Regions from separate parts of the Homo sapiens genome. Here region 2 is linked to region 1. A link is an interaction called in ENCODE POLR2A ChIA-PET data of the cell type or tissue named here. Cell type or tissue: Panc1. All regions are shown on one strand. Each heading gives the region's core, and the rest is flanking DNA. Links, peaks and the distances in the headings are about the cores only.

Region 1 (11,354 bases), core at 5,103-7,602:
TAATTATGTATAAATTAAAATGTCTTCAGATTTCTGTGATTTGATGAATAAAGCATTCTTCTCAATCTCAGTATGACCAGTTGTTCCCGTTGTTTATTCATATTTGTCTTCTGTTTAAAGAATTTTAGTAATCATGATTTCTACTTTATAAATCCACATGGAATTTGCCAAAGTGCTATATAATCTTAGTTACTTCGTTTGCCAAAGTGTTATATAATCTTTTCCTCCAGCCCCCCTTCTGAGAGCTCATATTCCATTTTAACCTCTAATATATTTTTAGTATTTTTGATTGCCTATGCTAGAGAGAATAAAGTACAACCTTGACTAAACAAAATATTGTAAGTACTTTTGCCTCTTCCTGGACCATGCAAAGACTTTAGAATATTTAACATAACTTACCTCCCCTCCCCAGCTTATATGCTGCTGTCAGGTATTTTAATGTCTGTCGAACCCCATAAGGCATTATTGCTGTTTTTTGTAGTCATTATTCATGTGCCATGCTTACTGTGGCGTCTGTTGTATTATTTAATTTGATACTTAAGACAATCTTATGTGGTAGAAATGATTATCCTTATATAATAGATGAGAACTAAGGCATGGAGAGTTTATGCAGTTTACCAGTTCACATGGCCAGTAAGTCGCAAATTAGGATTTAAACCCAGTCCAGAACCTGGTCTCTTAAATAATGTAAACTCAAGTCCTGATTATTATTATTTTTTTCTCTCTCACTGAAAAACAATGACTTGAACCAAAAAGTTCTCACTAAGCAATTGTAAGATTTTTGACCATTAGGCAAACAGGCTTGCCCTGACTACATATGAGGGTAAATAATTTTTTTTCATTCTTTTAGCTGACATAGCCCAGAGATACAGGATAAGCAAATACCCAACCCTCAAATTGTTTCGTAATGGGATGATGATGAAGAGAGAATACAGGGGTCAGCGATCAGTGAAAGCATTGGCAGATTACATCAGGCAACAAAAAAGTGACCCCATTCAAGAAATTCGGGACTTAGCAGAAATCACCACTCTTGATGTAAGTTGTAACTTTTGCTAGATTAAACAAACATTCCCTGATTAATGTAAACAAATTCTAATGCAAACAAAAAATCTGGACATTCTCCTATAGTCTATTGCAGTGGATTTGACATACGTATACTTAATGAGTTGAATTTTTTTGAATTAATCTCAAGGCAAATGCTTATGTTATACTGAACTTCTGGATAAAAGATATAGCATGCAGTAAAGCTGTACTAATTTGAATTAATTGAGCACAAAGGAAAGCCTCAATTATAAAGAAATGGAAGTTAAAAGTCAAGTATATACAACCAGAGCTTCTGTATTTTTCTTGTGGAGAGCTTCAGGGTGTCTGCTCTAATTACTTTTGTATGAGCTCTTTTTATGAGTTTTAATGTCCTCTTAAATAGCCTCTTCTTAATAATAAGTTTAGCACACCCCTTTCTTTGTACACTAGGTAGTGTTTTAAAGATAACAAACAACAAAAGCAAAAACAATTGAGTTTGGGCTTTATCACAATCACCAATCATCACTGTCAGGTTTGAGATTTGACTTTACCCTACTTGCAAGCTAAGCTAACCAATTACCATTTCATGGATTCTTTTAGAAGACACAAGACTGCTGGGTCAGAGACAAAGGACTTTATTGCTCACATCACAGCAAGTAGTGTGAGCATGTTTGCATTTGTTTCCTTGCCCTCCAAATCCTATGGAGGCAATACAGAGGGCTCCCCAGATGGATACCTGCACATGCACTGGGTTATGTCACAGGAAAGGGACACTGGGCTTGGGGAACTCACTATTTCAGAGCAAGCAGTAACCCTGCTATTTGTCCTGGCTAGAGGCATTACCTCGTATTTCCGTGTTGCTCGCTACAAGCACAACTCTGAGAAATGGCCTGGATAAAGGATAGTCAGGGTCTTGCATTTTTTGGTGTACCCAGTAAGATGGGTAGGAGTGTGAGAGAGCCATGGAGGAGTCTCTCCAACAGTCACAAGTTATGATTGATACATTGTTTTAACACATTTTAGAATTAGTCCCCTTACTTAGGAAAAGATTGTCACTGATCAAATAGTTATCTATTTCTTAAGAATTTTGAACGCTGGAAGGAAATGTTTATGATTGTATTTATTATAGTTAAGATTGTTTTCAACCCAATGTAATCTTTAACAGTTTTGGACTAGGTGTTAAAAACTAAATATGCATTTATAGTCATACTTCATTTGAACAATGACTGGACTTGTTTAGGTACTAAGATAACGGGTAAATGAAATAACATGTTTATAAAACTATGTATGTTTGCAAAATAATTGCATACTTTATTTTACAGCGCAGCAAAAGAAATATCATTGGATATTTTGAGCAAAAGGACTCGGACAACTATAGAGTTTTTGAACGAGTAGCGAATATTTTGCATGATGACTGTGCCTTTCTTTCTGCATTTGGGTAAGTATCTTATTTAAAAGTGTGTTAGTGGGTTGGTTGGCTGCCATGTTAAATTGCTGTTGTATTTGGTCATTTCCTGAAGATGATCTTTCCAAAAATGATCTCAATCCTTTTAAAATCACTAAACAGTCTTTATACCTGTCTCTGAATTCTTTTTAAGGTTTTAAAAGTCTGTTTTTCTTTCTGTAGTATTATCTATTTCAGAATGTGGGCAAGAGGGAAAAAATGGACAAGTTAACAATTAACTAATTCATGCTTTTATTCAACTCATTTACTAACTCTTACCCTATGTCAGACAAAATGCTAATCTGTGGGGTAACCACAGTGAAACAACACACTGTCTTTCTTGTTAAGAAGCATGAGTTTTATCGTCTTCATTCATCTCCATCTCTCCACCACCTTTTTTTATAGATCTTCCCTGTCTCAGGGGAACAATTCTTTCTAAGGCTAACCTCTTCACTGATGTCCTTGTAACTGGTGTCCTTCAAACTCCTCTGGGGCTTTGATCCATCAGTTGTTCCTGCTTGTGTTTTCAACCTGACCCTTTTCAAGAACTGCTTTCCTTTTCTGAAAACACGCTTCTTTCTTTCCTGACCTGCCTCTTCTCTTAAGCTATAATTTCACCTTTCTTTTTCTTTTTATTTTTTTCAAAGATTAGTTTATGCCTGGCTACCTTGATTTTCTTAAATTCTAACCAGTAAAAAACTTAACCTTTTGGAAGCTAACTTTCACCTCCATTGCTCTAATGAAACTTGTCTCTACACAGTCACAAAATGACTTCTTAATTACCAAATCGAGTGGCCTTTTAAACATCTTACTCCTTTTCAATTCCTCTGAAGGGTGTGATGTTCAACTACCTTTTTCTTTTTTTGCTGTGTCAACACTTACATTGAATCCCCCTGGTTTGCTCCCTACCTGTCTGAATTCTGTGACTTTATCTCCCTTTTTTTTTTCTTTTTCTCAAGATGGAATCATTTTTGTGGTTCTGTTCTTGACCCTCTCTCCTCATTGGAGGTTATCTCAACCATCCTTTGACTTCCATGCAGTATTATTTCTCTTTTCATTGGCTCATGACTATTAGGCTTAACTGTAGTAGCTATCTTGAATGGAGCCTGGATGTCTGGCACAATATATCCTCTCCATTTTTTGACCTTTATTGTTTGTCCTTGCTTTAATGCTTTTGTGAGATTTTGTTTGTATGTTTTATTGTGCGCATTATCAGTTTTTTGTTTTTTAAGCGATTGAGGTCTCACCATGTTGCCCAGGATGGTCTTGAACTCCTGGCCTCAAGTGATCCTCCCACGTCTGCCTCCAAAAGTGCTGGGATTATAGGCATGAGCCACAGTGCCCAACCCATATTCATTAAATGCTGCAAGCACAGTCCTGCAGCAGAGCCTGAATCTGGAAGTGCTTCTCCCAGATGTCATCTCATCAGAAAGTCCTTGCCTGATAACTTTATTTAAAGTAGCACTACCATTATTTAATTTGTCATTCTTTACTTATTCCACTTATTTTCTTCATAGCATTTTTTTGTAACCACCAAAGATAAATATATCTACTTGTTAGTCTGTCTCTACTCACCAAAATGTAAACTCCATGAGAGAGAGAGTTTTGATAGTTTTGTTCACTCCCGTTTATCCAATGCCAAGACCATAGCTGGTACAAAGGAAGCACATAGTAAATAGTTATTGAATTAATTAATTAATGGAACACATTTTTTTCTGTTCCCACGGTTATCAATCTAGGTTAGCACCCCTTGCCTCTATCTCCTGGACTACTCTAGTTAGAAACTAGAGATAAATCAGTGTTCAATTAATCTAAAAATTGATTACAAAAATAATTTGTTGTAGTACTCTACAAATGTTTATTAAGCAACTTCTGTGTGCCAGATACTGTACTAGGTTCAGGAAACAACAATGGACAAATAAACAAAAAATTACTTATTTATGGAACTATATTTTAGTGATGTGGGTTATTTCGTTTTTGTTTTTTTTTAATTAGTCCATGTGACCAAACCAATGACCTTGATCCCTAGTTGCCGGAAAACAGTCTGGGGTCAAAAACAACCTTTTAGTGCTAAAACTCCCAATCTAAACTTACACAAAACACAAAAACAACTAACTAAAATTTTCCTTTAAAAAGTCTGCCTCATATTAAACGTTTTCTTTAAATGTATACTTTTCTTGGTATTGCATAGTCTTGTAATAGGGAAGATGATGGATAAGTATATATTTCAAGTCTGTAATTCCTACATTGCAAAATTCTGTCATTCAGGTTTATTACTATTTCTCCCTTCCTATAGGGATGTTTCAAAACCGGAAAGATATAGTGGCGACAACATAATCTACAAACCACCAGGGGTAAGTTGCTATTTCTTAATGTTGTATGATAAGATATAATTTAAATACATGCGTAAGATGTAGTTTTATATGTGTTAATGTTCATAGACTAATAGAACTTTAGAATTGAAAGGAAGTTTGAAGCATCATCTTGTGCTGATCTAAACCCTTCAAAATGAAGGTGGGACCACAGAAGCCTAAAGTCACACAGGCATTAGAGTAGCAGAGCTGGCATTAGAGTAGCAGAGCTGGCATTAGAGTAGCAGAGCTGGCATTAGGGATCTCCTGACTCTCAGGCCTTTTCTATCTCTCTGGCATTCAGTCTGGGAGCCAGATTTTTAAAATGCTCCAGTTGTCTGTGATTGTCACTTCTACCCGTATTGTACTAGCCAAACTCCCAAATCTTCTGGGGTATAAATTTACTTGGTACCTGCCAGATAATAAGGAGCAGCTAGGTTGTTTTTAACCTGTGGGGTAAGAAGTTTTAAGTAGCTGCTTAGGCCCTACCAGGTGATGGTAGCCATAACTAAGAGGCAAAAATCGTAGCACATGTTATCCCAAATTCACCAAGCGTCTGCCATTGCAATTTTTTTTACATACCAAAAAAAATTGAAATTTATGGATATTTTTTCAATTTATAGTTTTCATTTTAATGTTGTTTACAGTGTTTTGACACTGAGATTTTTAATTTTTATGCAGTCAGATAAATGAATTTCTTGCTTAGAAAGTTCATATTCTATTTTGAATTCACATAGGTGTTTGCTTATATTTTTTGCAAGTACATTTCTTTGAGTAGCTTACTTAGTATCATCATCTCTAGATTATCAGAATCCAGTACCTATCTCTCAGTGGTAGTGTGGTTGTTCAGAGCATGGGCTCTGGTGGTATCAGACTGGGTTTGAATGTCAAATGTGCCACCTTCTTAGTATGTTACTCTGGGAAAGTTTCTTCGCTTCCCCGCGCTTCAGTTTCTTAATTAGTAAAAACGGGATGATAAAAACAGTACTTGCTTTATTGGGATGTTGGGAAGATTAAATGAATCAACACATATAAAATGTTCACAACCATGCCTAGACCCAGTAAGTTTACTGATTAATATTAGCTATTATTTTTATCATCATTTTAGACACTTCATAGATAATTGATTTTGAGTTAATGTAGAAACAGATATGTAGGTAATAAAAGAAATAGTCGTGCCTTACATCCATATAGCATCTTGTATGTTTCAAGGCTTTTTCACTATCCACATTTTCTTCTAAAAGAAGAAATTTCTAAAATTTTCAGCTCTTAGGAATAGCTAAATTAATTCATTTGGAGAATTCTTTTCACAATGCCTTCCTGCCTTTGGTGAAGATACTGATAAAGAGTTAATTGACCTAAATCCAAGAAAAAGCAATAGGCTTGGGTGTCACAGGTTAGATTATTAGCTCCCTGGTAATCACAGAATTATCTGCTTTTTGCCACCCATGGCCCTCTTTCTTGGAAGTTCCATGATCTATGTTTCTTTTGTATTACCAGTAGATTTTCTGGGTTCATGGATGGATATAAGAATGTACTTTTTAGCCTGGGCAACATAACAAGACCCCATCTCTGCATAAAATAAAATAATTAGCTTGGCGTGGTGGCATGTACCTGTAGTCCCAGCTACTCTGGAGGCTGAGGTAAGAGAATTGCTTGAGCCCAGGAGGTCAAGGCTGCAGTGAGCCATGATCATGTCACTGTACTCCAGCCTGGGTGACAGAGTGAGACCTTGCTTTAAAAAATATAAAGAAAAAAAATAAGAATATACTTTTGCCAGCACAGGTTAGATTTAATTTTTTTTTTCTGTTTTGTAATAGCATTCTGCTCCGGATATGGTGTACTTGGGAGCTATGACAAATTTTGATGTGACTTACAATTGGATTCAAGATAAATGTGTTCCTCTTGTCCGAGAAATAACATTTGAAAATGGAGAGGTATGGGCTTTCTACTGTGCATTGTTACTTTAAATTCAAATGTCTGAAACCACAAGCTTCCTCCACCTGTCTTACTATGTTAACAGAGTTATGAATTGTAAGAATCATATAGTGAACATAACTATATCATAGCTGTTTCTGTAATATACACCAGTGATTCTTCACCTTTGCTATCCCAGAACCCCTCTGTTACATTTCCAGTAATAGTAGTAGTTCACTACAGCCTTCAAAATGAGTTTGAAAATGCCTTTCAGGTGATTCTGATACCCATCTGTTGGTTGAGGATCCCTGTTTAGGTGGATGTCCTTTAGAACAAGGGTCCCCATACCCTGGGCCGCAGACCTGTATCAGTCCACGGCCTGCTAGGAAGAGGGCTGCCCAGCGAGAGAGCATTACGGCCTGAGCTCTGCCTCCTGTCAGATCAGTGGCAGCATTAGATTGTCATACGAATGTGAACCCTGTTGTGAACTGTGCATGTGAGGGATCTAGGGTGCATTCTCCTTATGAGAATCTAACTAATGCCTGATGATCTGAGGTGGAACAGTTTCATCCCGAAATCATATCCCCCACCCTGATCAGTGGAAAAATTGTCTTCCATGAAACCAGTCCCTGGTGCCAAAAAGGTGGGGGACTGCTGCTTTAGGAGCAATGCTTTGCAGATTTTAGTTACAATTATTTCTATACAATGAATAATCCTTTGCCACTAGAAGATTTTTCTGTTTTTTGTAAAGCAGTTAATGTTGTCTTTTCCATTATAAATAATGAAAGCAGGTAGCAGTGATAGGTAACCGACCTCAGTCATCCCATGCATCTGAAATCAAGCCCATCGAAATTCTTACAACTCCCACCAAAATAAAACTTAAAAACCTAAGAGGCTGGAGGAACAAGTACAAAGAGTTATGTCTGTAAGGACCTCTCTCCTTTCTTTACTTTATGTAAGACATATCTTTCATTCCAGGTCTTTTGTTTTTAAAACCAATGGCCTAAGAATGCAAGTTTTTAAAAACTTTGTATTAGGTACAGTTTTTAAAAACTTTGTGTATGCATATACACTTCAAAGAATTGTAAGTGTATAAATCACAGTTTAAATATCTGGTCCCCCAAAATTATCACAGAGTAAACATACCCATATAATCACTACTTAGAGTGGTATGGACCAAATATTTGTGTGTCCTAATATTCATATGTTGAAATCCTAATCCCCAATGTGACAGTATTAGGGAATGAATCCTCCATTCATGAGATGGAGTCCTCATGAATGGGATTAGTGAACTCATAAAAGAGACCTCAGAGAGTTATGTAGCTCTCTTTCTGCCATGTGAGGATACAATGAGAAGTAGGCAGTCTGCAGCCTAGAAGACAGCTCTCACTAGAACTGACCATGCTGGCACCCTGATTTTGGATTTCCAGCCTCCAGAATGATGAGAAATGAATTTCTGTTAATTTGTAAGCCACCCAGTTTATGGTACTTTAATATAGCAGCCCAAACTAAGAGAGAGGGTGGACAATTTTTTTCAACAAAGGGTCAGATAGTAAGTATGTTAGCCTTTGCAGTTCATATAATCTCTGTGGCAGCTACTCAGCTTTGCAGTTGTAGCACAAAAGTAACCTTAGACAATATGTAAACAAATGAGCGTGGCTGTGTTTCAATAAAGCTCTTTCTGGACAAATAATTTTCACATGCTGTGAAATATTAAATTTTTTTCCCAATTATTTAAAAATGTAAAGACCAGGGCCTTGTGCCATGGCTCACGCCTGTAATCCCAGCACTTTGGGAGGCCAAGGTGGGTGGGTCACCTGAGGTCGGGAGTTCGAGACCAGCCTGGCTAACTAACATGGTGAAACCCCCGTCTCTACTAAAAATGCAAAATTAGCCAGGCGTGGTGGCAGGCGCCTGTAATCCCAGCTACTCGGGAGGCTGAGGCAGGAGAATCACTTGAATCCAGGAGGCAGAGGTTGCAGTGAGCCAGGATCCACCACTGCACTCCAGCCTGGGCGACAGAGTGAGACCCCGTCCCTCCAAAAAAGAAAAACAAAAAACAAAAAACAACTAAAGACCAATTTTAGCTTGTGGACCTAACAGAATCAGGCAGCAAGTCAGATTTGACCCATGGCTATAATTTGCCAATCCCTGAGCTAAGTCAAGAAATAAAGTATTTCCAAACCCCTTGTCTTCCTTCTCAGTTATTACCCCCACTTACCATCTTCATAATCACCATACTTATTTTCAATAGGACTATAGGAAGCTTTTCCTGTTTTTGAACCTAAAATGGAATCATGTCTTTTGTGTCTGGCTTCTTTCACTCAACTTTATATTTATGGAGTTCATTCATATTGCATGAAGCTGTAGTTCATTCATTTTCATGCTGAATATAATTCCCTATATAAATATAACACAATATATCCATTCTACTATTGGTGGACATTTAGACTGCTTCCAGATTTTGACTACCGTGAATAATGCTGCTATGAACATTCTTTATCTATGTCTTTGGTGAATATATGCACAGATTTCTACTGGATATATATACCTATGAATAGAATTGCTGAGTCATAGGGCATATATACATTCAATTTTAGTGGATACCAGTTTTTCCAAAGTGGTTTTAGCAGTTTACATTCCTACCAGTAGTATATCAAAGTTCACATTGCTCCACGTCCTTACCCACATTTGATACCAGCTATTTACATTTTTAATCTATTTTGGTGTATGTGTAGTAGAGTCTCATTGTGGTTTTAATTTATATTTCCCTGATGATCAGTGGGATTGAGCACTATCAGTTGCCTTTTCCGGAAAGACAGATGGTCGTAGAAGAAAAGCAGCTTAAAATGCCATGCTTAATGTTCTGGGTTTCCTTCTATTCCAGTCTTGGCCCATAATTCTTTTTTTTTTTTTTTCACTCTTAGATGCTTTCAAAAAGTGTTTTATTATTATTATTATTATTACTCTGGTTTTTCTAATTTTCCCAGTAGTAAGATTAGTCCAGATTACATCCATTATTACTCCAGAATGCAATTTTTAGCACTATAGCTTAACCTAATTGTAATACAACAAAACCTGGAGTTCTTAAGAAAGAGTATAATTTCAGATTTGATGTCTTCTGTTACTAAGGTGTATGTATATTGTTAAGTGCTTTCAGATTTGGAGATAATATATGTGAATTCTCCAAGATTCCCTGAATCTTTCCAGAGGCTTCCAGCTCTTAGATCTTACTATCTCTTTCTCCCTTTCTTGGGGAAGAGAGAGCAACACTTAACTTTTGGGACTGACCATTGTGAGCAAACCAGAATGCTCTTTGCCCCCTCTTTGTCTTGAGAATGCATTCTTGGGGTATTTTTGATCTGCGTCCATTGCCATTTCCAACACTTAGACTGGGATATATAAGGCAAAAAGAAAACCCAAGGAACTGAGTACTATTTCTTGGATCCTTAAGTCCTTAGCCAGTCTGCTTTCTTTTATTTGCTTCTCAGGGCCTTATGTTTGTTTATATAATGTCCAGGATTTTTAGCTGAACTTCCTGGGAGAAATAGAGAAAAGTGTCTACTTCATCTTTCTGGAAGCAGAAGTCTATGCCAACAGCATTTAAAAACTCTTTAAAAGACTTTTTTTTACCTGATTTAAACGTTGCCTTTGCATTTTAGTACATAAAAATAAGTTAGTATTTTTATGTCAGCATGGTACATTTTTGGTATACCTTTTCCACCATAAAATAATATTTAATTCTTATTAAGCTTGTAGCAATTTCAAATCAAATGTATGAATGTTTGTATGAGATTCTCTGGGTGTGTCTGCTTGGACAGATCATTGCAAACCTAAATCATCTTACATTGGCTCTTTGCTGAGTGTTTCATAGAAAGAGGATTAGTGCTGCCAGGATCCAGTTTAACATGTCAGAATACCCCACTGGGACATCCTACTTGTTTATAATAGCTATTTCTCAAATCAAGGTTCTAAAAATGGCTTCTCATGAAATGTGATTAATATATTTTTAAGCCTGCAAGCTTAAATATCATAAACTTATCAGGCTCTATTGCACTAGATATGCAATAGATATTGCAATAGATATGCAAATTCATTGCATATCTTAATGCAATGCCATATTTTAAAATATTTTGGAATTTTGAATTATAGAAGACTTTTGAGTGAAAATTCTAACACAAGCCTTTTCTTGGAAAGTCTCTTTTTTTTGGTTTGAAGAAGTTGCTTTACCAAATTTTCTAGTTTCTTTTGTTCCTGAGATTCTTTGGTTCTACTTCCTTTTCCCCAGTTTTTTAGAATTTCGGGGAGTATTTCTAATTTGAAAATCTGAAATGCTCCAAAATCCAAAATTTTTTGAGCACCTACATGACACTCTTGGAGCATTTCAGAGTTTTAGATTAGGGATGCTGCAGCGGTAAGAATAATGCAAATATTTCAAAATCCAAAACACTTCTGATCCCAAGCATTTTGAATAAGAGATACTCAACCTTTATTTCTATATGACAGCTTGGCATTTTAAGTCCATTCTTAGTGACCAGAGTATTTTTTTATTCAGTAATGTTCTGTTGCTTTTTTCAGTGTTATTTTTGAACCTGCTTCTCAAAGTAGTATTTCCCTGG
Region 2 (11,354 bases), core at 5,937-8,436, 140 kb before region 1:
GACCCAAATGACTATAGAGCCACCCAAGCAAATATGAAATATTTCAGGAAAGGAAATCAGTTAGAGCATAGACTGCATTTCTGAACTCTAGTTGATTGTGCTACCAGCCCGTTACTTATTATTATACCATTTAGTCTATTATTTCCGGCTCCTTTTTGTGGCCTACATGGTGCTTCATGTCAGTTCCCAGCCTTTTCTTCCAGGCTCTATCTTCTGTGTGAGATGCTCCTTGCAGGAAGTCTAACTGTTTATTACTCTGGAGGTTTTAGTTTGAAGTTTTTTTAGTTGACAAACAATGAATGGGATTGATAATTATCTTCTGGGGTCCTTGTGACCTTCCAATTTTCCCAGTTGAAGTTCTCTATCTGTAGGGTATGCTCTCCTTCCTTCAGTTTTGGGGCTTACCTTGACTCTAATCAAGGCAAGATTTAAGTCTAACTCATTAGTGAGATTAGCAAGAGTTAAATCAACCTAAGCGAAGCCTGACCAGATAATGTAATTCAGTTTTCTGTCTTGCTCCTGCAATCCAATCCTAACCTTCTGCCCCAAGGTCTAGAAAATTGATGTTCATCCACCCACCCATCCATCCATCCATCCATCCATCCATCCATCTGGCCAGCCACTCAACAGCATTATGGTCTTAGTCACTGGGGCTCCAATTATGTTCTTTGTAAACTAACTTCAAAACCTTCCTAACACCCAAATTTCCTCAATTTCCTACCTTTCGTGAGTTCTCCTAAGGAACGAATTATAAGGCCCACTTCTGGCAGACTGACAAAATTAAAGTAGATCATATTCAAATTCTTTTGGAGCACAACACTCAATTTATGAGGTTTTTTTTTTTTTTTTTTTTTTTTTTTTGAGATGGAAGTCTTGCTCTGTCGTCCAGGCTGGGCTGGAGTGCAGTGGTGCGATCTCGTCTCCTGAGTTTAAGCGATTATCTTGCCTCAGTCTCCCGAATAGCTGGGATTACAGGTGCCCACCACCACACCCAGCTAATTTTTGTATTTTTGGTACAGATAGAGTTTCACCATGTTGGCCAGACTGGTCTGAAACTCCTTATTGCAGGTGATCCCCCCAACTCGGCCTCCCAAAGTGCTGGGATTACAGGCGTGCTGGGATTACACCATGCCCAGCCAATTTATGAAATTTTTGTCATAAGAAGACAACTGCCTAGACTAAATGGTAGTAAAGGGAATGGGAAGAAAACAATAAATGTGGGATGATTGACAAACAAGATCAACAGAGCTTTTTTTTTTTTTTTTTTTTTTGAGACAGAGTCTCACTCTGTCACCCAGGCTGGAGTGTAGTGGTGTGATCTCAGCTCACTGCAACCTCCGCCTCCCGGGTTCAAGTGAGTCTCCTGCCTCAGCCTCCTGAGTAGCTGGGGTTACAGGTGCCCACCACCATGCCCGGCTAACTTTGATCAGCCTTTGATGTGTCTTGGGACTGAGGAAGACAGAAGGAGTCAAAGATTAGGGTAATATTTTGAGCCCAAATTACTGAGGAATAATACTTTTCTTCGTAACAACGGGGAAATTAACAAAGGAAGCTATGTTTTAGGTTACAGTGGGATATTTAAATGTAAATTATGGAGGGAGATAACTGAACTAAATTTAGGAAAGAGAACACAACTATAAATTCAGACTTGCAAGTCAGCCTTATGGAAGTGAAGTAGAACAACTGAGTTATGAGGAGAATGTATAAATGCAGGAAGGGACTCTATTGACTAATAAATGTGTTTCATAATCTGCACATAAATGATGAGACTAAAAAGGTAATCTGCTATGCTGTTTGGGAAGACAGTCAATTAGACATCCAGGATTTCTTGTTATTATATATCACTCTGTATTCAAAATATAGATGCATTCCATTTGAACCCTGAGGGCTACCTCATAGGGTTGTACGAGGTGTACAAATGGTGCAATGCATAACCTCTGTAGTTATCTAGCAGTCCTGTCTCAGCGGCTGACTGTGCTAAATGGTGAGCTCTTTAAAACCAATGAAGAATGTCTTCCTCACCACAAGAATCCTCCATGCGTAGAGAGTGGAACAGAATATGCCCTCAGAATATGCTTGCTGAATGAGCTCCCAGAAGGGCATTGTTTCAAGGTTCTCTTCATAGTCTTCATTTGGAAGTAGAAAGGCTTCATAAGATACATCAGAGCAAAGCCTGATGCTGCTCTGTTCATAATTTTACAGCAATCATTTGTACTTCCAGAGGCTACCCTGGTTAGAAATCATGAAGTGGGTTCTTCCCACAATACTGAGGACACATAGTTTGGGGAGATGGTCCAGGGCAGCATTTTCATTACGGTCAAGTGTGATGACAACTTCCTAGAACATCCATTCTGACAACAGCAGAATCATCAGAGTCGATTCATTAGAAGGGGATTTTGATGAATAAACCTTTAGCTACACTTTCTGAGAAGTCTCCAGAGTTATGAGGCAAAAAAATTAATTCCAACTACTCAAGCAGAGACACCTGGTAATTTCATAGTTATTAGTATAACTCAGATATAACATTTTAATAGGAGGCATCCTCAGTGATGAAGATATTTTAAATTAGTAGAAGAGAGGTGCTACAAACACCAGAGAAAACTGCCTTCTATTATAGTTTAGTCTGTATTTTTTATGTATTTGTGTTAGTGTGTTCTAGCAAATAGGAGGTAATTGGTTATGGAATTCCTATCTATAATAAAGCAATGTTCCAGGAATAGCTTTGTGTCTACCTGGTGTTATTAGTCTAAAGATTAAAAATGCTGGATATAATTTTCTCTGAAAAAAGTAAAAAACCTATTAACATAAAAAGATGTAGCTAGTAGAGCCACTCAGAGCCATTGACTATCTGTATGTCATTTACTTGGTTATCTCTGCAGAATATACTATTTATCTCCAAGCCTTTGAAAATTAATTCTGATTTTTCAATATCTAGTTCAAATTCTCTCTCCTTCATGAAACCTTCCCTAAAACTTCTCATTGAATATTCCCTTCCTCTATCTTTCCATACCATTTTGTTTGTATTCTTCTCTAGCACATATGCATTCTACCTTATACTTGAATTCTTTGTAGATTGTCTTAGTCCATTTGTATTTTTATAAAGGAATACCGGAGGCTGGGCAATTTATTTAAAAAACAGGTTTATTTGGCTTATGGTTCTGCAGGCTCTACTAAATGCATGGTGCCAGTATCTGCTTCTAATAAGGACCTCAGGAAGCTTCTAATCATGGGGGATGGTGAAGGAGCAGCAGCTATGTCACATGGTAGACAGCAGGCAAGAGAGAGAGAGGGAGAGAGAGAACGGGGAAGGATGCCAGGCTCTTCTAAACAACCAGCTATCACATGAACTAATAGAGCGAGAATTCACTCATTACCTCTGGCACCAAGCCATTCATGAGAGATCTGCTCCCATGACCCAAACACCTCCCATTAGGCCCCTCTTCCAACCACTGGGGATCAAATTTCAACGCGGGATTTGGAGGGGACAAATATTCAAACTATAGCATAAATACAGCTCATCTACTCCATCAGAGTTAACTTTGCTCACCTTTGTATTCCCCAAAGTATTTAGTCCAGAGCATGGACTAGATGATAATTATAATAGTTAATATTCACTGGGCACTATTTTGGTGCCAGGAACTGAGCTAAGTAAGAAGTTTGTGGGCACCAGTTCATTTCATTCTCATAGGAATGTGGTAATATAGGTATCATTATTATTCTCATTTTCAGATGAGGAAACTCAGAATTAAAGAGATAAATGTCACAGAGCTAATAAATAAATGAGCAGGGACTAGAATCAATATAGGTCCAACTCCAAGAACAATTCTCTACTCTTTATTCAATATACTTAGAGAATTGAAGTGTAATAAGAACTCTGTCATTGAAAGTTATAAATGAAAATATATTTTTTTCTGGAGTGCTAAAGCTTTTTGCATTACCAATCAAATCAATATTTTAAGAATGGAATGTAATATTTATGCTACAGAAAAGAGATAATAGAATTCCCCTGATCAGCTAAAATATATCCTATGAGGTCTTCACTAAACATGAGAATATAAACAAGATAGATCTACTAAGAGGAAAGAAAAACTATCATTCTTTACAAATAGGAAACTTCCCAAATAAAAGCAATACAGATGGCAGAATAATAAAAACTGGAATGAAAAATTGGATATGCTATGCCCTTATTGAGTGACAAATGTTCTGTGATATACACCACATTAAGAAATACTAAGAGATATGAAAATAAATTTAACAAATGGGTGGTGAGAACAAGTAAGCTTCTTCTGCATTAGAAACATTTAAAAGGAGACCATAAAAGTGTCAGAAAAGGTAGCATTTTGTTGTAGGAGATAATGAAAAATGATTTGGGAAATGAAGGAAAACAGGATTTAGTCTCCTCTTTGAAGCCAAAGATCTGAAACTCAGTTAAATTTCAAAGAAAATAAAACATGTAAGGAACTGCAGGAATTGCAAGGAATTGTCACCATTGAAGGGTGGCAGGAAAGTCTGGCTCAAAATAAAATTTAGAATTTTTAAAAAGTCTGTTTTTGAACTTTTTTCAGACTAAAATAATGCATGCCTCTTGTGAAAATGTTTTCCTATAATTTAAACTATGAGTTTTCTCATAATACCACTATAAGACATTTCTGCTATTTCTTGGCCGGGCACGGTGGCTCACGCTGTAATCCCAGCACTTTGGGAGGCCGAGGCGGGCGGATCACGAGGCCAGGAGATCGAGACCATCCTGGCTAACACGGTGAAACCCCGTCTCTACTAAAAATACAAAAAAAATTAGCCAGGCGTGGTGGCAGGCGCCTGTAGTCCCAGCTACTTGGGAGGCTGAGGCAGGAGAATGGCGTGAACCCAGGAGGCGGAGCTTGCAGTGAGCCGAGATTGTGCCACTGCACTCCAGCCTGGGCAACAGTGTGAGACTCTGCCTCAAAAAAAAAAAAAAAGAAAAAAAAGAAATTTTTACTATTTCTTTAAATTTTTGCAATCTATATGATACATATGTATAACTGTGGTTATTTTAAAAATTATTTATTTATAAAAACAGGTTTCTACTATACATATTCTTCTGCAGCTAGCTTTTTTTTCAGTTAACAGTATACCCTGGAGATCTTTCCATGATAGTACATATAGATTAATTTTTTAAAGTGGCTAAAAAGTATTCCACTGTATGAAAAATAGATTATATTTAACAATGAATAATTTACCTGTATTTTGCCATTATAAACAATGATGAATGAATATCCCTATATATATATGTGTGTGTGTGTATATATATATATGTATATATACATATATATTAGTTTGAGTGGTTTATAAGGTCCATTTCTAGTCACAGAATCTAGAGTCAAGGAACATGTAAACTTTTACTGCTTTTTTCTTCCTTTTTTATCTGGTTTAAAAATCTTAATACTATCTGAAGCACAAGAGCATATATTAGAAGAAAAAGAGGCAACAAGGAAACATACATATATGAAACATATGAAGGGTAAACCAGAAATCAATATAGTTGATTGTCCTCAAAAGACAGGGAAAATGAGACAGACAGGACATGGAAGTGACTGAAACTTGTAAACCTATCTTTTCATGTAGTTTCAACTTTTGAAAAAGTTAAATCAATAAGGATGGGAAGGAGGGGAAGTTAAACTGAAACACATAAAAACAACTGTATTTTAAATACACTAGCACCTTGGGAGGCTGAGGCAGGCAGATCATTTGAGGTCAGGAATTAGAGACCACTTTGGGCAACATGGCAAAACCCCATCTCTACCAAAAATACAAAAAAAATAGCCAGGTGCAGTGACTCATGCTTTTAAACCCAGCTACTTGGGAGGCTTAGGCTGGAGAATTGCTTGAACCCAGGAGACAGAGGTAGCAGTGAGCCGAGACCGCACCACTGCACTCCAGACTGAGAGACAGAGTGAGACCCTGTCTCAAAAAAAAAAAAAAAAAAAAAGTATTCCTAACTCATGGAGTTTTAACATGTTTGTTTCCATTGAAGCAACTGTATTTTTGCTACTCAAATTGTCCATCTTTGGAAGCTCCTTTAACACGGCTTCTGTGGCCCTTTGACATGACTCCAGTAGGCTTTGTTAGATATCTTGCCATCCAGCATGACCAGATGAGCCAGGCTCATTTCATATATTACTTGTCCCAATTTCTAAGCAGCCACTTCTCTAAGGAGTTCTGATTCCTTTTAGTGGTATTGAGAGACACAATCTGGGTGATGGAGGTGATCCTTCATGGGGTTAGTCATTACTTCTAGGCTTTTTCAGTAGCTAGTGCTATGAAATTCAGAAATATAAATTTTTAGCAGACACATATATCAATAGTTTATATTTGTATACTTCTTATTGAAAATCTTGGTTACTAATGAAATTGACATATTCACTTGCTTCATCTTACCTTTATATAGTGATCCACTTATTTGTGTTGTGTCAAGATAACAGTAACAGTATTATTACTAACAGTATGTTTACTGAACACATTTTAGGATTTCTTTGTAGCTGTCTTTGTCCTTAGGATGTTTCCTACCAGGACTGCAGAGTCAAATTTACTATGTTTTAAAGTCACTTGGGCTGGGCCCAGTGGCTGACGCCTATAATCCCAGCACTTTGGGAGGCCAAGGTGGGTGGATCACTTGAGGTCAGGAGTTTGAGACCAGCCTGGCCAACATGGTAAAACCCCATCTCTACTAAAAATACAAAAAATTAGCTGGGCATGGTGGTGCGTGCCTGTAATCCCAGCTACTAGGGAGGTGCAGGCAGGAGAATCACTTGATCCTGGGAGGTGGAGGATGCAGTGAGCCAAGATTGTACCACTACACTCCACCCTGGGTGAAAGAGCGAGACTCCATCTCAAAATATAAAAAATAAAAATAAAAAATAATAAATTCACTTGAATAATTCTCTCTGCAGTTAAGCTACCAACTTAATACACAGGTGTCTTTGTTTTATTTGTCTATCAATCTTTAAGGACTGCTCATTTTCTTTTTTTTTTTTTTGAGATGGAGTCTCACTCTGTTGCCCAGGCTGGAGTGCAATGGCACTATCTCGGCTCTCTGCAACCTCTGCCTCCCGGGTTCAAGCAATTCTTGTGCCTCAGCCTCCCGAGTAGCTAGGATTACTGTGCCACCAGGCCTGGCTGCTAATTTTTGTATTTTTAGTAGAGATGGGGTTTCACCATGTTGGCCAGGCTGGTCTTGAACTCCTGACCTCAAGTGATCCGCCCACCTTGACCTCCCAAAGTGCTGGGATTACAGGCGTGAGCCACTGCATCCAGGCTGTAGACACTTAAACTTTATAATTATGGAAATAATTTACGAAGTTCCAAAATCAAAACTATAGAACAAGATATACTCAGATAAGACTAGCTTCGATCCCTGTGTCCTCTACATTATCTCCTTCTCCCTTTAGGTAAGAGTCTTCATTCATTTTTCATTTACTCTTCTATCTTTTAAAAATATAAGAAAATATTTTTCTCCTCTTTCCTGGAAAAAAGGTTACACATGCTCTTTAGCACCTTACTTTTTTCTCTTAACAATAAACCTGGAGGTCACTTCATAGTTATATATAAAATAGAGAATATCATACACAATATTCTGCGCTTGCTTTTTTCATTCCAGATCATTTTATAATGTTATATAAAAACATTTCTCATTACTTCTTACAGATGCATAGCATTCCATTGTGTGAATATACTCTTTTTATGTAGCCAGCTCTCTAAAAGTACATTTGCAGGCAGGGCACGGTGGACACACCTGTAATCCCAGCACTTTGGGAGGCTGAAGAGGGCAGATGGCTTGAGCCCAAGTTTGAGACTAGTGTGGGCAACTTGGTGAAAACCCATCTCTACAAAAAAAAAAAAAAAAAAAAAAAAAAAATTAGTCGGTTGTGGTGGCACACACCTATAATCCCAGCTACTCAGGAGCCTAAGGTGGGATGATTCACTAAGCCCAAAAATGTCGAGATTGCAGTGAGCCATGATTGTGCCACTGCACTCCAGTCTGGGTAACAGAGTGAGATCCTGTCTCAAAAACAAAAACAACAAAAAAAGTGCATTTGCTTTCAAGCTTTCTCTACTACAAATAATGCTGCAATTAAATAACCCTGTGTATACATTTCTTGTTTTTACCACATATGTATAGAATAGATTCCCAGAAGTGACAGATCAAAGGTAAATGCATATTCTGGTTAATTTTGCTGGATATTGTTATGTTTCCCTCCATAAGCGTTATACCAATGCTATGGTTTGAATGTCCCTCCAAAATTCATGTTGAAATTTAATCATCGTTATGACAGTATCGAGGTGGGATCCCTAACAGGTGATTAGGCCATTGGGGCTCTGCCCTTATGAATGGATTACTGCTGTTTTCATGGGAGTAGGTTCCTGATATAAGTGAGTTTGGTCCCCCTTTTCCCTCACTTGTTCTTGCCCTCTTTTGTCCTTCTGCTTTCCACTGTGGAATGACACAGCTTGAAGTCCCTCAGCAGATGCTGATAACTTGATATTGGACTTCCCAGTCTCCAGAATTGGGAGAAATAAATTTCCTTCCTTATAAATTACCCAGTCTGTGGTATTCTGTTATTGCAACACAAAACAGGCTAAGGAAACCATTTCCATTTCCTTCAGGGATATGTGAATGCTCATTTCCCTACAGTTTTGCCATCAGAACATGTTGTCAAACTTTTGGAGTTTTGCCAATCTGAGACATGAAGCATGTTATCTCTTTGTGATTTTAATTTGTATTTCTTTTATGACGAACAATATTGAGCATATTTTCATATATTGAAGGGCCATTTCCTTTTCTGTGAACTATCTAGATATACTCTTACTCATTTTTATAGGATCATTGGTCTTTTTCTTCTCCACCTTATATATGAGGAGTATTAAACCTTTGATAATGATATAATTTGCAAATATTGTTTCCAATTTGTCTTTTTTTTTTTTTAACTTTGCTTGCCACATTTTCTGGAAGGAAAAAGTCTTTCTTATCACTATGTAGCCATATTTATTAGTCTTTTTCCTATCACTTCTATATTTTGACTTGCAGATAGAAAGTTTTCCTTACACCGAGATTCTTCACTGCAAACCTTCTTGGTATGTTTAACATTTTACAATATGTGTAAGCATTATAATCCAATTAAATAACAATTTAAAGCATGCACCTGTGTGCACCTGTACACACACACACACACACACACACACAATTAGTTAACAATCTGTACAACACTGAAATAACCAAAGTTACATACATGAAGTTTACAGTCATTACTTCAAAGTACAGTCTAATATTTCAGCCCAAATTCCTTAAAAGAAAATGGCTTGAAAAGAGATGACTGACAAAGTGACAGGAAAGACTTGAATAAAAGGACCCAAACCATATCTTCTGAAATCTGTAATTGTTTAAGATAAACTATGAGTATATGTCTAATAAATTGCCTGAAAATGAGTAGTTATATTGGTGAAATGTTAATTTTACTATTATAAAATCTGAAAGACCACATATTTAGACAAAGGTTGAATTTAAAATACTTTGAGATATAGTGTAATGCCTGATACATATTAAATACTAAAAATTTATCTGTTGAACAAATGAATGAATGAATAAATGAATGACATACCCATCAGAATTGGAATGGTGAGCAAGTGGATTCTGATAGATTATACAAAATTTTTCAAGAGGCTGAGTTAATACTGACGACATAATTTAGACAAGTATAATAAATGAATAAAACAACTTTTTAAATTAGTGAAGTTTATTTTAGTACTAGTGTTTCAATGATTAAGGTTTTCTATAAGCAGTATCTATTTTAATATCAAAGATTAGGATGAGAATCTTGGTGACTCATAAGTGGGAGAGATGACAACTATACTGAATGGCCGACTCAAGAATCAAGAGGACCTGGGTAGGTTACATGATGAACCCAATTCAATTCAGCAAGCATTGATTGAGTGTCGTTAAGTACTACTAGATATTGGAAATAAGATGACTAAGACACTCTTACATATTAAGATGTTCATCATCTGTGGAGAAATAAAACATGTAAACAAATAAATATATTTCAGTGTAAAAGGTGGTATAACAGTGGTTGAGTACACAAGGTACTGGAGGAACAAAGGATACAATGGTCAATTTTACCTAAGTATGTCTGGGAAAGTTCAAAATATGGATACAATAAGATGCTGCCTTTGGGTCCAACAACCACGGCCATATTAATATAGGACGTAGTTTAGGCAGTTGTAAGTATAAAGCAGATTTAGAGTTTTTATTTGAAAAATCTTAAATATGAATCAGCTGTATTTTGTTGCTAAAATGTCAACAGTTATAGTCATGTAACACTCTGAGCTCATCAGACTGGCATTGTATTCTGTTGTAGGTATCACATTTTCAAGGGAATTTAGACAAATATGTGCATATCTGGTGAAAATGATCAGGATGAGAAGGAAACTTGAAAGCATATTATATGAGGAATGGGTGAAGGAATAGATAGTACTAAAACTGGAGGAAAATGTCTTCACTTGGCCAGAATGATTCTTTTATAAATACATAAGTCAGACCATGTCACGTCTTTCCTCAAACCCTCCTCATCTCATTCAGAGTGAAAACATATTCTTGACAATGGCCTATAAGGCCCTACAGGATCAGGCCACCATTCTTTCTCTTTCTTCATCTCTTAGCGCTTTCCTTTTGCTCATTCATTATAAGGTATATATATATTTATTATTATTTTTTTAGACAGGGTCTCACTCTGTTGTCCAGGCTGGAATGCAGTGGTGTGATTATGGCTTACTGCAGCCTCAACCTCCTGGACTCAAGTGATACTCCCATCTCAGCCTCCTGAGTGGCTAGGACCACAGGCATGCACCACCATGCCTGGCGAATTTTTAAAAATTTTTTTGTAGAGATGGAGTCTCCCTATGTTGACCAGGCTGGTCTCAAACTCTTGGGCTCAAGTGACCCTCCCGCCTTGGTCTCCCAAAGTGCTGGGATTAAAGGCATGAAGACTAATTTATACTAATTTTCTTGTTATTTTGCAAAAATTCTAGGCATGCTCCCATCTGAAGGCCTTTGTTCTGACTGTTTCTTCTGCCTGGAATGAATGCTCTTCCCTCAGGTGTTCACATGGCTAAAGTTCTCACCTCCTTTAAGTCTTGCTTCACATGTCACCATCTCACTGAATACTATTTTGATTGCTTAATTTAAAATTACAACCTGTCTCACTGAATACTATTTTGATTGCTTAATTTAAAATTACAACCTGTCCTCCCCAGCCATCCCCTCTCTGGTTCTCTTAATCCCCCTCACTTTGGCATTTTAGTTATCATCTGTTGTCACATTT

Evidence for each region. Peaks named below come from ENCODE experiments on the same cell type or tissue, not always from the same donor. Only the 100,000 strongest peaks of a DNase experiment are listed, where the experiment ranks them.
Region 2: POLR2A ChIA-PET joins it to region 1 with 11 read pairs; 2 of 35 experiments call an interaction of 5 or more read pairs at or near these places.

Annotation. Positions count from the first base shown.
Region 1 is chr9:100,011,723-100,023,076 of GRCh38, reverse strand. ERP44 (endoplasmic reticulum protein 44) reads left to right here. Exons shown (of 12, transcript NM_015051.3): 5 at 851-1,035; 6 at 2,346-2,461; 7 at 4,764-4,821; 8 at 6,639-6,755. It overlaps LOC105376176 (a long non-coding RNA gene), which reads right to left and starts at 6,473. Exons shown (of 3, transcript XR_001746547.2): 1 at 6,433-6,473; 2 at 4,043-4,117. In Panc1, for the core only: no CTCF peak of the experiment used is centred there; no DNase peak of the experiment used is centred there.
Region 2 is chr9:100,150,872-100,162,225 of GRCh38, reverse strand. All of the region lies in intron 3 of INVS (inversin), which reads right to left. Among named protein-coding and RNA genes, the nearest start is that of INVS, 57 kb to the right of the region's middle. In Panc1, for the core only: no CTCF peak of the experiment used is centred there; no DNase peak of the experiment used is centred there.